Regions from separate parts of the Homo sapiens genome. Here region 2 is linked to region 1. The links are chromatin contacts, found by Hi-C or POLR2A ChIA-PET in ENCODE. All regions are on one chromosome and are shown on one strand. Each heading gives the region's core, a stretch centred on a gene start or an enhancer-like site at or near the end of the contact. The rest is flanking DNA. Distances are from core to core; before and after follow the strand shown.

What was found. A loop is a pair of places that touch in the nucleus more often than their neighbours do. ChIA-PET counts read pairs that join two places held with the same protein, here RNA polymerase II (POLR2A). Pooled maps may share reads with other maps.
Region 2: a map of naive thymus-derived CD4-positive, alpha-beta T cell shows a loop between it and region 1 (6-fold over the local background). The contact joins the promoter of LINC01366 here to the promoter of STK10 in region 1. A Hi-C loop is called at or near these places in 1 of 168 maps with a recorded cell type or tissue (naive thymus-derived CD4-positive, alpha-beta T cell) and 7 of 50 pooled maps. POLR2A ChIA-PET finds 5 or more read pairs at or near these places in 1 of 52 experiments (T-cell).

Annotation. Positions count from the first base shown.
Region 1 is chr5:172,185,872-172,191,948 of GRCh38, reverse strand. It overlaps STK10 (serine/threonine kinase 10), which reads left to right and starts at 3,725. Exons shown (of 19, transcript NM_005990.4): 1 at 3,725-4,062. The coding sequence starts at 3,907. RefSeq lists enhancers at 2,965-3,740, 4,793-4,872, 5,533-5,582, 5,853-5,902 and silencers at 3,413-3,772, 4,073-4,122, 4,253-4,332.
Region 2 is chr5:170,327,599-170,333,675 of GRCh38, reverse strand. LINC01366 (long intergenic non-protein coding RNA 1366) reads right to left here and starts at 2,283. Exons shown (of 2, transcript NR_108025.1): 1 at 2,099-2,283; 2 at 1-542. RefSeq lists enhancers at 1-131, 166-215, 132-981, 2,047-2,216, 1,781-2,980 and 1 more.

The DNA of each region.
Region 1 (6,077 bases), core at 2,476-4,975:
GGTGGAGGTTGCAGTGAGGTGAGATCACACCATTGCACTCCAGCCTGGCGACACAGCAAGACTCTCTCTGTCAAAAAAAAAAAAAAAAAAAAATGAAATGAAATTAGTCTACAATTTTCTTTCTCTCTCTCTCTTTCCTCTCCTTCCCTTCCTTTTTAAGACAGGGTCTCACTGGAGACCAGGCTGGTGCAGCGGTGAGATCACTGTTCACTGCAGCCTCGGCCTCCTGGGCTCAAGGAATCCTCCTGCCTCAACCTCCTGAGTAGCTGGGACCACTGGTGTGCACCACCACGCCTGGCTAATTTTTTGACTTTTTGTAGAAACAGGGTCTCACTTTATAGCTCTGGCTGGTATGGAACTCCTGGGCTCAAGTGATCCTCCCACCTCAGCCTCCCAAAGTGCTGGAATTACAGGTGTAAGCCACTGTGCCTGGCTTACAATTTTCTTTTACTGTCCTTATCTAGTAATAGTAAAACTCATCTTATAAAATAAATTGGCAGATTTCCTTCATTTTCTATCTTTTAAAATAATTTATATAAAGAAAGAAATTATTTGTAAAACCACACAGACTGATGTCTTTCACCAAGAACAAGCTTTTGATTCTTGATTTTTGTGGTTGTTGTTTTTTGGGTTTTTGTTTGTTTGTTTTTGTTTAGAGACAGAGTCTCACTGTGTTGCCCAGGCTCGAGTGCAGTGGTGTGATCTCGGCTCACTGCAACCTCCGTCTCCTAGGTTGAAGGGATTCTTGTGCCTGAGTCTCATGAGTAGTTGGGACCACAGGCACGCACCACCACACCCGACTAATTTTTGTATTTTTAGTAGAGACAGAGTTTCACCATGTTGCCCAGGCTGGTCTCGAACTCCTGACCTCAGGTGATTCACCCGCCTCAGCCTCCCAACGTGCTGGGATTACAGGCATGAGCCACTGTGCCCGGCCTGATTCTTGATTTGATTTCTTTATTGGTTACTAGTTTATTTAGGTTTTTATTTCTTATTGAAATTATCTTTTACCTATCATTTATATTTTCTTCTCAATAATTACCCATTTTATGTAAATTAAAACATTTATTCACATAAATTTGTCTAAAATATCACTTTATGATTATCAAAATTTCTACAGTATCTAATCTGATGTTCTCTTTTCATTTTTTATTTCTTCCAGTGAATATTTCTTTCTTGCACCAATTTTTTTTTTTTCTTTTCTTTTTTTTTTTGAGACGGAGTCTTGCTCTGTTGCTCAGGCTAGATGGAGTGCAATGGTACGATCTCGGCTCACTGCAACCTCCATCTTCTGGGTTCAAGTGATTCTTCTGCCTCAGCCTCCCAAGTAGCTTGGGTTACAGGCGTGCACCACCCCGCCCGGCTAAGTTTTGTATTTTTCGTAGAGCTGGGGTTTTGCCATGTTGGCCAGGCTGGTCTTGAACTCCTAACCTCAGGTGATCCACCCAGCTTGGCCTCCCAAAATGCTGGGATTACAGGTGTGAGCCACCGTGCCCGACCCTTTTTTTCTTTTTCTTTGACTAGTCTTGTCTATTAGTTATTTCAAAGAAGTAGCTTTGATTCTATTGAACCTCAATGTATTTCTTACAATGCTATTGAGGTATAATTTACACATAAAATTCATCCATTTACAAAAATGAAAGTTTAAAATTCAATTATTTTTGGCAAATTTACCAAATTATGAAATTGTCACCATTGTGCAGTTTTAGGACATTTTCATCACCCCAATTAGACTGTTTATTGTTCATGTACAGTTAATTCCCATTTCACACCCAGCTCCAGGCAACCATTAATCTACTTTCTGTCTGTATGGATTTGCCTTTTCCAGACATTTCATATAAATGGAAATTTATAGAACACAGGGCCTTTTGTGTCTGGCTTCTTTGACTTAGTGTTATTGAATGAATGAACCTCTCCGTTTTTCTTTCCCTTCCTTCCTCCCTCCCTCCCTTCCTTCCTTCCCTCCCTCCCTCCCTCTTTCTCTCTCCTTCTCTTCCTTTCCTTTTTCTTTCTCTCTTTCTTCCTTTCCTTTCCCTTTCTCTTTCTTTCTTTCTCTCTTTCTCTCTTTCCTTTCTCTCTTTCTTCCTTTCCTTTCCCTTTCTCTTTCTTTCTTTCTCTCTTTCTCTCTTTCCTTTCTCTCTCTCTTTCTCTCGCTTGCTTGCTTTTCTGGAGCTCTCAGAGCTGGTCAGAGCCCTCCAGGCCTACAGCTTTCGTGGAGTCAGAGCCTTCATCTCCTAGTATGGAAGCAACCCTCTTGGTCTCCCCACCCGCTTCGTACAGTTGGCCAAATGGTCTGAAACAAATGAAAGACCTGCCTTTCAGCATGTTTTGGGAGGTTCAGACAGCGCCTGACTCAATGAGAACGGTCAGCGACGAGCGGCGTTTCCTTCTTTTAAAGACCCTCTACAATTCCAGGCACTCCTGCAGCTGTGGAAACATTCCGAACGGCTTAGCAACCAGGACACCCTCTGCGCCGACCACTACCAGCATCGCAGGCTTCTTGAGCTGGCTTTCCCAGTGGAAAACCATGCTTGGTGTTTGCACACTGTTCAAAGGATGTTTTCGAACAAAGCACCGAGGAAGGGGCGAAAACACCTCAACACAGCCGTTCTCTGGGGTTGGAGCTATTGAACTGTGACATTTGCGAAGACTCAACTTGTTTATGACACGGTCCAAATAATAACCCTTGCAGACTGCCCGCCCCCCCCCCCCACCCCCAGCACTCTCCTTAGATTCAGGTAAAAGCATGTTATAACCGTCTATAGGACAAACAGGCAACAGTAGCAGTGAAGTGACTCAAGTAGCCAGGATCGAGAATGAAGGTGCTCAAAGAAGACTTTAGTTTGATCTGTATGTAGTGCGCTCATCTTTTTTGAAACTAGGAAATTAAAAATTAGAATAAAGTTTTTATTTAATATGCAAATACATCCGCAAACCCATCAGGAAACATAAGAGAAATCAGTGCCAAAGGAGCTCTTTCTCCCAGCCCTCTAATCCTGGCAGGTTTGTGGATCGTGGACGGGGAGCCCCTGGAAAGGACCGCGCCGGGAAGCCGGGCCCTGCAGGGACTGGCCGCGGCTGCACCGGCGTTGCCCGTCGCACACTAGGAGGCAGCACCGCGCCGAGGAACCCGCAGCAGACGGGCAGCCAGCGTGTGTGCCTGGGGCGAGTGCCCTCGCCTGCCGGCGTCCCCATCGGAAAAGTGGGGGCGAGGGCAGCCTAGCGGAATAGCTGCGGGAGGATTAAATGAACGAGTGCAGGTTCACCTTCTGGGCGCTGACAACGATCCGTGGGCTCTCGCGAAATGCCAAGTCGCCGTCCCGCTTGCTCCCATAAAAGTTTTGGGAGCCACGCGGCGCGGCGGGCGGGCTCCTGAGTCCATGAGCGGTCCCACCGAGCGGTCCCCGAAGCTTCCCCAAAGCCCAGCCCGCGGCTCGCGGAGCGTGGTGTGGGGGGACTACAGTTTCCAGAGTGCCCTGCGGCGACGGGCGGAGCCGGGGAGCGCCCGCAGCCAATTAGGGGGTCCCGGGGCTCTGCCGGGGAGCGGCGGGTGGAGCCGGGCCGGTGGGCGGGCGCGGGGACGGTCCCCTGGAACGGGTCCGAGGCTCTCGCAGGCAGGGCTGGGCCGGGCAGGAGCTGCGAGGCCGGCACAAGGGAGGCGGCCCTGGGGACCTGACAGGGCGGGGGCGGGGGCGGGCACGCCGCCGCCTGCGCGGTTCCGGGTGCTCCCGGCGCGGCGCTGCCCAGGGCACACTTGACCGAGGTCGGGCTGCGGGGAAAGGCGGGTCTGGGGAGAACCCCGAGAGACGCGGCGTCCTCCAACTCCTCCTCCTTCTCCTCGCGGCCGCCGAAGCCACAGCCCGAGCCCGAGCCCGAGCCCGAGCCGGCGCCACCGCGCCCCCGGCCATGGCTTTTGCCAATTTCCGCCGCATCCTGCGCCTGTCTACCTTCGAGAAGAGAAAGTCCCGCGAATATGAGCACGTCCGCCGCGACCTGGACCCCAACGAGGTGTGGGAGATCGTGGGCGAGCTGGGCGACGGCGCCTTCGGCAAGGTTTACAAGGTGAGGGCGCTGAGGTGGGTGGCCGGACGCGCGTCGAGGGGCTCCGGAAGGAAGGGATGCCTGAGCCGGACCCGGCCAGCCTGGCTCCGGCTCCGAGGGCTGCCCGGCGCTGAATTCGGGGTCCCTGGCCCTCATCCCGATGACTCTTGTTTTTTGGGGGGAACATCACTCGGCCCGGCCGAGTCCCTGCGCTCTGGGCGCCCCCTCCGGGCACGGTTGCCGCCCCCACCCTAGCCCTGTTTCGGAGCACTTCCTGTGTGTCCTGCACTGCGCTCGGCGCCGCACGGGGAGACAAAGGGGCGTTGACAGGACCTCAGCATCCGAGAGGGCCACTCGAGGGACCTTCCAGGGACGTTCCGTAAAACGGCGATACGGGCACACTTTTTTTTTTAAGAGAGACCACAGATGCTGTGGGAATATCGAGGCGATGTGGACCGAGAAACTCGGCTGCGCTTGGACGGGTTGGGAGCTAGGGACACATCTGAAGATGAGCCAGAGACAGGGAAGTGGGGTGGGCGAGGGGTGGCCCATGGACTGAGAGGTGGGGCTTGGAAAGGTGGGTTGGGGCTGGTCAGAGGGGGAGGTCAGGATCTGGTGAATGCTGAGCCTGGGGGAACAGATTTGATTCCGTCGGTCTGAGTCACAGCTGGGGAGTCTCCCAGCCTGCAGTCACCTCTCCCCTAGAGGAAGACGCGGCAGAGAGCTTTTGTGGAGTGGGTGGGGCAGAGCTGATTGAGTCTAGAGAAGTGTGGCAGCAGGACGTTGGTTTCTGCTCCTGGGAGCTAATTCTGAGGTGGTGAGTTGTTTTAGGGAGCCAACACCTACAGCTTGACTCCCCCCTTTCCCCTAAGAAAATTTTTACTGGGAGACGCCCACTTGTTAAATTGGTGTATACCTCCAGGAGAGCACCTCTCTTCTAAGCCACTATCCTCCTCCTTGGGGCTCCTGTAGCTTGTAGGGCACTCTGACCCTAGGATTGCCGTTCTATGAGGCTGGACCACAGAGAAGGCTTCTCCAGGCCTTCTCCTCTGACTTGGAAGTGGTCTATCGCCTAGTTACCGAAGTAGTTCCTAGATGACCGGTGTTATAATAGCATCATTTGGGAGCTTGTCAGAAGTGAACAATCTCATGCCCAGCCCCGACCTGCTGAATTAGAGTCTACGTTTTAATAAGATCCCAGGTGATTCCTAAGCAAATAGGTTTGAGAAGTACTGCCCTAGAGGCTTGGAGTGGTGGCGTTTTTTCTTTTTTCTTTTCTTTTTTTTGAGACAGGGTTTCCCTCTGTTGCTCAGTCTGGAGTGCAGTGGCCCGATCTCGGCTCACTGCAACCTCTGCCTCCTGGGCTCAAGCAATTCTCCTGCCTCAGCCTTCGGAGTAGCTAGGTCTACAGGTGCACACCACAGCCCGGCTAATTTTTGTATTTTTTGTAGACTTGGGGTTTCGCCACGTAGCCCAGGCTTGTCATGAACTCCTGAGCTCATGAAATCAGCTCGTTTCAGCCTCCCAAAGTGTTGGGATTACAGCGGTGAGCCACCCTGCCTGACCTGGAGCGGTGGCAATTTTGAGACCAACCAGGCCCACTCAGTGTCTTTTTTTATTTTTATTTTTTGTGAGACGGAGTCTCACTCTATTGCCCAAGCTGGAGTGCGGTGGTTTGATCTCGGCCCTCACTGCAACCTCCACTTCCTGGGTTCAAGCAATTCTCCTACCTCAGCCTCCCAAGTAGCTGGGATTGCAGGCACACACCACCATGCCTGGCTAATTTTTGTTTTTTTAGTAGAGACGGGGTTTCACCATGTTGTCTAAGCTGGTCTCGAACTCCTGACCTCAGTTGATCCACCCACCTCGGCCTCCCAAAGTGTTGGGATTACAGGCGTGAGCCACTGTGCCTGGCCTGGTGCCTGTTTTGTTTCCTTGCCACCTCCCCTCTGAGCCCACACTTCCTGTTATGGGGTAGGGAGAGGTCTTGTGATCCGAGAGGCAGTGCTTTTGGACTGCCCCGACTTGCTGTCCTC
Region 2 (6,077 bases), core at 1,034-3,533, 1.9 Mb after region 1:
GGGCAGTGTCTCAGGTTTCTCTGGTTTGCAGGTTATGGAGCTCACTTGTGAGCTCCAATCCTTGTGAGTGGAAGCATCTTTCTGAGACGCTGCACCCTCTGCTTTCCACTGTACATTCATGGTGCTGGGCTTGGGGAAGCCAGGGACCAGGACTATGGACTGAGTGCTTCCCACACCCATCACCCCAGGACACATGCTGGAAGATGTTCTCTTTTCTAATAAACCATCTACTAAGAATATCCGTTAGTCATGTTCTCTTTTCTCCTGAAAGTCAGGCGTGGGTGTCTGCCTAATGTCCGGGTCCAGTACAGTGTCTTCTGTGTGCTGAAAGACAGTCGGAGTTTCTCTTCTTCCTGTGGTTTTGTGGGCAGTGTCGTTTTGTGCCAACCTGCTGTCTGGGACTGATGAGCGCTCACCCAGCCACCCTGAGACTTGGTGGTGGACAGATGCACCCTGCTTCCTGAGATAGGTGCTGGGACCCACAGGGTGTTGAACAGATCCCTCTGGTCATGAAAATGGCCCTCTGGCAGCCTCTCAGTGACCTGTGTAAACCAAAAATAAAATTCTAAGTCCCCCAACCATCTGAATGGACCCCTCGCCTCGGCCAATAGCCTTCCAAAGTTAACCTGAAAAACTAGTGCAAACCGTGGTGGGAAGGGAGGGTCGAACGTGCCTCATTATTTCCTGCTCCCTTTTGGAACTCAGGCACAACTGACCAGCATTAACATTAAAACAGACCTTAGGATTGACAAAGCTGATTCTTTGTAGCAATAAGACACCAAATTCCAGCCTGGCTGTAGTATAGCATCACATGACAGAGAGCAGGCCCTGAAAAAAAAAAATCAAAGTATTTTGCCCCAAGTTATGTTTATTTGCTGTATCTCAAAATAGTCCTGCAAAGCTGTCTCTTGTGGGGAAAATCTATATTTCGAAGAGAATCCCCTTCCTTTTCGTGCTCCAGGAGAGAATTAATTCTGATAAGAAACATTTACAACCTATTCTCTCTGAAGCCTGCTACCTGGGGCTTCCTCTGCATAATGGGAACCCTGGTCTCCACAACCTCTCATCTTAACCCAGACATTCTCTTCTGTTGATTCTAGGTCTTTAGATGATAATACAACTTTTTCAACCAATTGTCAATCAGAAAATCTTTGAATGTATCTATGACTTGAAGCCTCTGCTTTGAGTTGTCCTGCCTTCCCGGACCAAACCAACGTACATTTTCTATGTATTGATTTATTTCTTGTATCTCCCTAATATATATAAAACCAAACTGTAACCTGACCACCTTGGGCAGGATCTCCTGAGGTCTGTGTCACGGGCTATTGGTCACTCATATTTGGCTCAGAATAAATCTCCAAGTATTTTATAGAGTTTGACTGTTTTTGTAGACACCTGGGACAGGAACTCTTGGCAGAGCAGACCCCTGGAGGCAGCACCCCTGCTGCTGTGCCTGCTTTCAAAACCCCATGGCTCGTCCTTCGTCCCCTCCTCTCTGTCTCTCTGTGACTTGAAGAAGGATGAAAGGCGGCCTGCAGGTGGACCACAAAAGTGGGAAGCATCATTCCCACCCAAGAAAGGAAAGAGAACAGAAGACGCCTGATCAGAGCCTTCCTGAGGTCTCATCTCCCCTATCTCCGGGGAGCTGAGAACCACCCCCAAGGATTTGGTGGGTCCCCTCCCCAACAGGCCCCTCCACCTCTGGTGAAAGAGCTCTGCCCACTTCTCTGCTTAGTCTGAGCTGATAGGAGGGAAAAGGAGAGCACTGTATGAGTCACAGGTCTCATTACCTCCCCTCATAGCCCAGGGGAAGGGGAGATGGCAGAGGCGGGTAGCAGGCAGGGCTGGGGATGTGCCATGGGGTTCCCCTGGCTTCTCCCCACAGAGGCTGAACCTCCTGGGGGAACATTTGAAAGCCTCAGAGACCAGCTATGGTGCCAAATACTAATGGCCTCAGTTTCCCTTCCTATCCCCCACCTTTGCACGAGTGTGAGTACTCACCCCCCGTCAACTATGTGACCTTGGGAAGACCCCTCTGAAAGACCTCACACCATTCATGTTAGTCCTCCTTCCCCACCTCCCCACACCATCCACACACCACATGCATCAAGCCCCACCGACTTCAGTCCTCAGCATCCTCGCCCCTCAAGAGGGCTGAGAAAAGGAACCATGCTCTTCACGAGCCACCATACAGACGTGGGAATTCCCCTGAAGGTCAGAACCACAGCTCCTTCTCAGCAACTCCTTCTGGCCCCAGGAGTGGGAGGTCTCATGGTCCCAAACAAAACGGAATTGCCTGTGACTCATACCCAGCCCTGCCTATTGAGAAATCTACTTCCGGTGTTGGGGGTGTGGGGTGGTGCGGAACTGGAGCCAGGAAGGGGTGTGTTTGTGTGTGTGTGTGTGTGTGTGTGTGTGTGTGTGTGTGTTCCTCAGCTTCCTGGCTACTGAGTCTTCTCAAGACCAGAGCTCCCTGGCTTTTCAGAAAACCAGCTCTCAAATCATCTAGATCATCTATCCCCCTTACTAGGTAGTCCAGTGTGGCCCAAAGCCTATTTGGACTTTTTTTTTCTTAAAGGAGAAGAAAAAAAGAACCAAGTGAAAACAGAAAATAATTCAGCCACGTGAAGCTGAATTATTATAGCTGCCCCATGTGAGTCGGGAAAGAGAAGGGTGCTTCCTAAAACATGTTAGACAAGGCACTCTGCGGCTTAGTCCCATCCTCCACGCCCCGAAGTCTGCAGCTCTCTCATCATCTTTGCTGCTTGAGTTTTGAGAGGGGCCCAGTGTGCCTTCTGCAAAGCCTGTGCCACTTGCTTCGAAATGTGGCTGTCTCTGGAGGGTTCTCACGAGTCCCACGCTGGATCCTGAGGGCACAGAACTGAAGCTGTTTCAGTTTTTGGTTTGCATGTTGTTGTTACTGTCGCAAAAGGGAAATATCAACTTGGATATTAACAAAATGGAGAACTGAGACCCACCCTGCGATTTTTGCCATTTTCTCATTTTGGTAGAACAAGAGCAAAGAACAAAGGCGCCTTCTAATGGCATAACCTAACTTTTAAGGTAACAGCATCATTATATGTTTAAAGCAAGAAAAGAAGAGGAAATAATGTTTGTCAAAATCTATCATGTGTCAGACATTTTACCGAACTTTCTCCCCTAAGCCCAATGACATAGGTACTTGTGTCCCCATTCCATGATGGGGAAATGGGGGCTAAGAAAGGTGCGGTGACTTGGTTAAGGTCATACGTGTAGAGATGAATGCTAGAGAAAGGATTCAAAATCAGGTCTGGCTGTTGCTGAGTTTCCTGTATTTTCCAAGTTCTTACACTTTCCCTAACTTCCCTGCCTTCATCTCTGTCCTCTCCTCTGCTTACTCTGTTCTTTTCTGTTCCTCAAACACACAAAGCTCATTCCCACATCAGGACTTTCTGTCTCTCTTTGTTTGGCTGCTTCCTTTCTTATCATTTGGGACTCATCACAAAGGCCACCTTCTTGTAAGGTGACCTGACCATTCCTTTTAAAGTAGTACCCTCTGGGATATTGCTCTGTTAATTTACTTTACAGTACTTCTCACTCACCTACTTTGTTTATTTCCGTAGTCTGTGACCCCCTACCCACCCCTCACTGACCCTGCAACAGACACTAGAATGTAGGGCTAGTGAGAGCAGAGGCCTCTTCTTTCTTGTTCTTCTCTATATCCAAAGAGTCTGGAGAAATGGCTGGGACATTGAGGACATTCAGAAATATTTGTTGGATGGATAGGTGGGTGGGTAGATGGATGGATAAACAGGTGGGTGAGTAGACGGATGAGTGAGTGGGTAGATGGACAGGTGGATGGGTAGATGGATGAGTAGATGGATGGATGGACGGATGGGTAGGTAAATGAATAAAATGGTAGATGGATGGACAGGTGGGTGGGTAGATGGATGAGTAGATGGTTAAATGGACAAGTGGGTAGGTAGATGGATGAAAGAGTAGATGGATGGTTGGATGGGTGAGTAGGTAGATGGATTAGTGAGTAGATAGATGAATGGATGGATGGGTAGATGGATGGATGGATGAAGATGAATGAGTTGGTGAATGTACGTATGTATGAATGTATGGTGTCTACTATATGGCAGGTTCCAGTGAGGATGTAGAGATGAATAAAATGATGTCTCTTTGATCCAAATGTTTGCTTTGAAATGAGGGAGACCTTCTCAATAGTCAAGTAGTTGCATCAAAGTATATTAGGTGTTCTGAGGGAATATCAGATCTCAAAAGCACATTTGGGATAGAAATGAGGAAGGGATCCATTTTTGCTGCTGGAGGGTGATCAGAAAATGCTCTATATGGGAGATAACACTGTATCTGATCCACGAAGGATAAGTGGTTATTATTCAGGTAATCAATGAATTTAAAAGCTTCCCTGCAGCCTAGGAAAAGGGAAAGAAGCTGAACACAGTCTTAGAGTCTAAAAACTGCAAGCTATTTGGTGTGATGGGACAAGAGGTGTGAAAGATCTGGTCTTGATTGCTACTGCATATTCAGTGTTTAGCATTCAATTACCCTACTATTGGCACTTCATAATAGTACTCAAGAATAGGTCCTCAATAATTATTTGTTGAAGAAAGGAACAAAAGGAGAGCACAGGGAAAAGTAAAGCTGGCAAGATTGACCTGTGCTGGGTACTGCTGGGCTAAGGAATGTAGATGCTAGTCAGAGGAAAATGGACCATCACAGAAGGGTTGATGAGATGCATGTTTCTGATGGTCACCCTGCTAAGCACAGGAACTGTGTTGGGGAAAGTCCAGGAAGTGGCAGGAATAGACAGAGTGGACTATGGCTATGGTCCGAGTGTGGGATGTTGAGGACCTGAGCTAATCAGGATAGTGTACGTGAAAAGGTAAAGAGGGATTCTAGAGACTTGAGGAAGGTAGAACTAGAGTGCTATCCATGGTTCCATATGGATGAAGAAGGGAAGAGGGAGGGAATATAAAGAGAAGAATTTTCCATGCCCCTGCTGGAATGACTAGATGCTAGCCACTGGAATACAAAATGTATGGGGTGGGGTTCACCATGAAGCTAATGAAGGTTATGTGCGAGAATCCCTCCCTTTCACATCCACTATCAAGGTCCTAAACCTACTCTTGTATTCATTGTTTTCTTTTTATTTATTTTTTCCTAAAGAGCCCCTTCCTGGCCAATTATAGAATCCTCAGGCTCCACCAAGCCTGGATCTTCCCCTGGAAATACAAGGAGAACAGTTTGGGGGAAAGGATTCCATTTGGATTGTGAATTCCATTTGGGGCATGGTAGGTTAGAGGTGGATGAAAAACCTTGAGGTGGAGATGTTCTGCAAGGAGCACAGTGTGGGACAGGGCTTGAATCCTGGCTTCATGCTGTGTGGACATGGGCAAGTTGTTTGAGCTCTGTGCTCAGTAAAATGGGATGTTAATGATAGTACACCCTGATAGGGTTGTAAAGATTAGATGAGACAACATAGGTCAAATGCTTAGAACAGTGCCTAGCACATAGTGAGTGTTGAAAACAAGTTGCGTGTTGGCTTTTGGTATTCTGTGGGGCAGTGTATATCTGAGAGTCACTGGAGTTGAGGGTGGCCTTGGGGGGAGTTGGATTGTGTAGCAAGAGTGTATTAGGGCTTGATATGAGGAAGACCAAGGACAGAGCTCTGATATTTATCAGGGTGAGCAGAGGAAGAGGAACCAGCAAAGGAGGCTGACGAGGACTAGCCAAAGGGGTCCTGGAAGCCAGGGGAGGGGAGAATACCAAGCAGACACTCAGTCATGGGTGTCACCTGCTGCTAAAAGTCTAGCAAGAAGGTGACCACAAGAGGCTGCTGGCATGGGTTTTGGGGACATCTCAGTGACCTTGTCAGAGGGCTCTCGGTGGAGAGTTGGGTACTGAGGAATGAAAGTCCCATGCAGACGACAGGTGTAGATGGTCTTCTGCAGAACCTTGGCTTTGGGAAAAGACAGGAGGCAAGAGGCAGAGGAGAACAGAGGCAGAGAGAAGGTGTTAGGGTGGTTGATTTGTTTTGCTTTGGGAGGACATGATTCACTGTTTAAAGATGA